Linked DNA regions of Mus musculus: region 2 is linked to region 1. The links are chromatin loops, found by intact Hi-C in ENCODE. Cell type or tissue: gastrocnemius. All regions are shown on one strand.

Region 1 (2,500 bases):
GCCTTTGTCACCTGAGTATTAGGATTAAAGGCACCATCGCCTGGCCAGTTGTTTTGAGGTGCTGGCAGTATGACCTTGAGCATACTAGGGTGGTACTCGACCACCCACCTATAGTTGACCACCCACCTATAGCCTCAGTCCCTTTTTTTTTTTTTTGGCACAATGAGCATTATCTTTTAGGTATCACTATAAGATTTCCTCCAGTCATGTCTTTTTCTTTCATTTTTAGTCTTTTATTTTTTAATACATCCTTTAAAAGTTACTTTTTTTTCTTTTTTTTTTTTTATTACGTATCTTCCTCAATTACATTTCCAATGCTAACCCAAAAGTCCCCCATGCCCTCCCCCCAAAAGTGACTTTTTATAGGTATACATATGTGAGTTCATGTGTGTAACGTGCAGCAGTCTCGAAAGCTAGGGGAGGATGTTGGGAACCTGGAACTGGAGTTGTGTAAAGTTGTAAGCAAACGTGTATGCTGGGAATCATCGAACGTGGGTCCTGTACCAGAGCATTAAGTACTCTTACCTGCTGAGCCATCTTTCTAGCCCCTATCCTTTGATGATTTCATACTGTATACATTATATTTTCATTGGATCTTCCCTAAACTAACCCCTTATTCTTACCAGATAACACCAACATATCCCTATCTCATTCATGTCCTGTCTTTTTTTTCCCTCTCACTGTTGGAGCTGCCAGGCAGAATCCTGACTGATCTTGTTGGCTTGATCTGCAGGTCCTGTGTGGGTAACCTTGAGTGCAACATTTCACAGCACTTCTTCAGCCCCTATGTCCTTTCTGCTGCTCCTCTGCAGTGTCCTCCGAACCTTGGAGGGTTGACATAGATTTAAGGCTGAGCACTCAAAACACACTGACTGTCAGCACAGTTGAGTCTTTCGGTGACTGCTGCCCACTGTGGAAGAAACTTCTCTGACCAGTTGAGAGTAGCACTAGTCTATGGATATAAATATATGTGTGTGTGTGTGTGTGTGTGTGTGTCTGTCTGTGTGTGTCTGTGTGTGTGTGTGTGTGTGTGTGTATAAAATCTCATATACATTTATATGTATACATATGAGTTTATGTGTACCCCATTCATGTAAGAGCCTGCAGTGGTCAGAAAAGGGTGACAGATCCTCTGGAACTGCAGTCACAAGTGACTGTGAGCTGCATTTGGTTGCTAGGGACTGAACCTGCAAGAACAGTAAGTGCTCTTTAAAGCCCTCATCTCCCTACACATGATTATTTAGAAGATAGTTTGATACCATGCCTATTTAGCAAAATGGCAGTATTAAATTTTCTGTTAGGGCCTATGACTTCCCAAGGTGCAGACATTTGACCAGGATTTCCATAGCAGGCATGTATTCCTCCTGTGGCGCAGCCTCAACTCTAAGCAGAGAGCTGTTGGCTAAGTGTGTAACCTTCATGCTGCTGTTACAGCTGTGAGCACATCGGGCCTGGCAGGTTGCTGTTCTAGTGTTGCGGGTTCACTGCTGGTAGCTGGTACACTGATGACTTCTCCCCGCGGCCTGCAGGGGGCCTTTCAACACTGTGAAACTAGCCACCAGGGAGGAAGTTTGCCCTAGCCAGTTCCAGCTTGATTTTCTCTATGTCCTACAACCAGAGCATGCTGTGCCTGGGTCAGTAAGGTCACTAGTGCAGGCTGTCCTGGAACTCACGCTGTAGACCAGGCTGGCCACTGACTTACAGAGATCTGCCTGCCTCTGCCTCCAAAGTGCTGAGATAAAAGGCATGTGCCACCACCCCTGGGCTGGTAGTTTATTCTTCTTTAGTGATTGTTTCCATAGTATTTTGGGCTTATCTTTCAGTGAACACTACATTGGTGATGTAGGGCTTTTTCCTTTGGTTGAGGCATGGTTTCCCAGTGTAGTCCTGGCTATAGCCCTTAGACTCTCTGTAGATCAGACCCCCAAGGCCTAGGGTCAACAGTGTGCACCACTTCCACCTGGCTGAAGTGTGTGCTTTATTTAGTAGAGGGCTCATCCCGGTGCATTGCATCCTGCCAGATGCCCAGAGTCGCAAGCGTGAAAGGAGCAAGTGCAGGTTCAGAACTATCTATTGAAAAGCTGGCTGTGATAGCACCCAGCCGAGATCTAGCCTCGGTTACATAGTGAGTTCACAGTTAGCGGAGGCTATGGGAGACCCATTGTTTTAGTTAGGGTTACAGCTGCTATGATGAAACACCATAATCAAAAGCAGGTCGGAGAGGAAAGGGTTTGTTTGGTTTATACTTCCACATCCCTGTCATCACTGGAGGAACTTCAGGACAGGAACTGAAACAGGGCAGGAACCTAGAGGCAGCAGCTGATGCAGAGGCCATGGAGGAGTTCTGCTTACTGGCTTGCTCCCTATGGCTTTCTCAGCTTGTCCTCTTATAGAACCCAGGACCCCCAGTCTGGTGTTTGTGGTCCCTGCTCCATCAATCACTAAGAATCATTTAAAAAAAAAAATGGGTCTGGAGAGATGGCTCGGCGACCACATGATG
Region 2 (2,500 bases), 68 kb after region 1:
GATGCTCGGTGTATTAGGGGTCTCTAGACGAATAGAACTAACGGTGTGTGTGCTCACGTGTGTGCATGTGCACACGTGTATGGGGGGGGGGAGGGAGAGAGAGAGAGAAATTTATTAGGATGGCTTACAGGCTGTGGTCCAGCTAGTTCAACAATGTCTACCAACAGAAGGGCCAAGAATCCAGTAGTTATTCAGTCCACAGGAGTGGATGTCTCAGCTGGTCTGGAATCCTAAAGAAGTTGGCTCTAATGTCAGTAAAGGAATGGACTTGCTAGCCAAAGCGAGAGCAATCTGGCAAAAAAAATAAACGCTTCCTTCTTGCATGTCATTTATATAGGCTGCTAGCAGGAGGTATGGCCTAGATTAAAGGTGGAGCTTCCCACCTTGAAAGATCCAGATTAAATTTGGTGTCAGTGGTACACACACCTTTAATGCCAACACACAGGCAGGCAGATATCTGGCCAGGCTTGTTTACAGAGCAAGTTTCAGGACAGCCAGAACAACACAGAGACCCTGTATTAGAAATCCAGAGGAGGAGGAGGAGGAGGAGGAGGAGGAGGAGGAGGAGGAGAAAGAAGGGAGGAGGAGAAAGAAGGGAGGAGGAGAGAAGAGGAGGAGGAGATAACTCACAGGTGTACCCAGCCACTAGAGTTTCACTTAATTCTAGATGTGGTCAGGTTGACAAGCAAGAATATAGACATCACATGGGAGGAAGGTGAGTGAAGCAGTTTAGCTACTAACAGATCTATGCTTGTTGCAATATGTTAATAATGGGGAAGATGGGGGATTGGATATCATATAGCTTTCTGTAACTCCTGAAGTAAAAACTGCATATATGCTGGGATGTAGTCCCCTGGTAGAAGACTTGTTCAGAGTGGACAGGGCTCTGGTTTCAATCTCCAAGGTTGCAGAAGGATACAAAACACCCTGTTCTTTGTTCTTCCACACTTGGCCACATTCAGTTTTTCTCCAGCTCTTCCATGTTTCAGTATTTGTCTATAGACAAGAATGTCCTTTTACTCAAGGACTTACCACCAAGGTAGGAAAGAAAGTTACTGTTGACACACTGTTCCCTTTCCACAAACCTTTATCAAATTTTAGTCAAGTGCAATGTTCCTGCCTTTTAAAAATATCCCAGGGGTGGAGAGATGGCTTGGCAGTTAAGAGTGTTTACTGTGCTTGCTAAGGACCCAGGTTTAGTTTCCAGTACCCACACTGGGTAGCTCACATCAGCTCCCTCTAGAGGGAATCTGATGCCCTCTTCTGTCCTCTGCTGGTACTTCTCATATGAGTCACATAAACACAGGAAGGCACATTTACACAAACACATGCTGACACACATATAAATCTTACAAAATATTGGGGGGGGGGGTCAAGTTCACTGACTGCTTTTCCTAAGTAGCAGGTAGCTCAAAACCGTCTATAATTCCAGTTGCAGGAGCTTGAATGCCTACCTCTGACTTCCTTTTTTTTTTTTTTAAAGATTTATTTATTATATATAAGTATACTGTAGCTGTCTTCAGACATTCCAGAAGAGGGCACCAGATCTCGTTACAGATGGTTGTGAGCCACCATGTGGTTGCTGGGAATTGAACTCAGGACCTTTGGAATAGCAGTTAGTGTTCTTAACCACTGAGCCATCTCTCCAGCTTCCCTACCTCTGACTTCCACAGACACCAGGAACACACATGCTACACAATACATACCTGCATGCATCCATGCTCATAAAAAAAAGTCATTTAAGACCAGGCAGTGAGTCAGGCGTGGTGGCGCATGCCTTTAATCCCAGCACTCAGGAGGCAGAGGCAGGCAGATTTCTGAGTTCGAGGCCAGCCTGGTCTACAAAAAAAAAAAAAAAAAAAAAAACAACAGGCAGTATAAGCACACACCTTTAATCCCAGAACCCAAAAGACAGAGGCAGGTGGATGTCTGAGTTCAACGCCAGCCTGGTTTATAGAGTGAGTTCCATGACAGCCAGGGTTACACAGGGAAACCCTGCCTTTTAAAATCTAAAAATAAAGCCGGGCGTGGTGGCTCATGCCTTTAATCCCAGCACTTGGGAGGCAGAGGCAGGCAGAGGCAGGCAGATTTTTGAGTTCGAGGCCAGCCTGGTCTACAGAGTGAGTGCCAGGGCAGCCCGGGCTACACAGAGAAACCCTGTCTCAAAAAAAAAAAAAAAAAAAACAAAAAATAAATAAATAAAAATAAAATCTAAAAATAAACAATGAAAAAATCTTTTACAAAGTTTTGATCTGGGGCTGTACTGTAAGGTACTTTGCCATCATGCTGGGGGACCTAGGTGTGATGATAGCCCAACACAGACAACGCAGAGTACCGCTTAGGGCTTGGTATAGACCCGGTTACTAGTCTGCATGAATGCTCAGTTATTCTGCAGACTATCTTGTCTGGAGTGTGGCTCAGCAATAGTCTGCTCACAGTGTGAAGTGCCGTGGACTCCACCCCCAGCACCCCCCTCCCCTAAGAGAGTGTCTGGATCAGG

What was found. Hi-C counts contacts between places; a loop is a spot of excess contacts. Peaks named below come from ENCODE experiments on the same cell type or tissue, not always from the same donor. Only the 100,000 strongest peaks of a DNase experiment are listed, where the experiment ranks them.
Region 2: it touches region 1 in a loop (2.2-fold over the local background); 6 of 42 quality-filtered maps call a loop at or near these places.

What each region holds. Positions count from the first base shown.
Region 1 is chr7:27,575,576-27,578,075 of GRCm38, forward strand. The region is part of intron 8 of 2310022A10Rik (RIKEN cDNA 2310022A10 gene); the gene reads left to right. Among named protein-coding and RNA genes, the nearest start is that of Akt2, 15 kb to the right of the region's middle. In gastrocnemius, a CTCF peak has its summit at 1,528; a DNase peak (open chromatin) is centred at 1,540; H3K27ac peaks cover 963 bases.
Region 2 is chr7:27,643,437-27,645,936 of GRCm38, forward strand. No RefSeq gene overlaps it. Among named protein-coding and RNA genes, the nearest start is that of Ttc9b, 9.2 kb to the right of the region's middle. In gastrocnemius, a CTCF peak has its summit at 1,284 (motif pointing left); no DNase peak of the experiment used is centred here.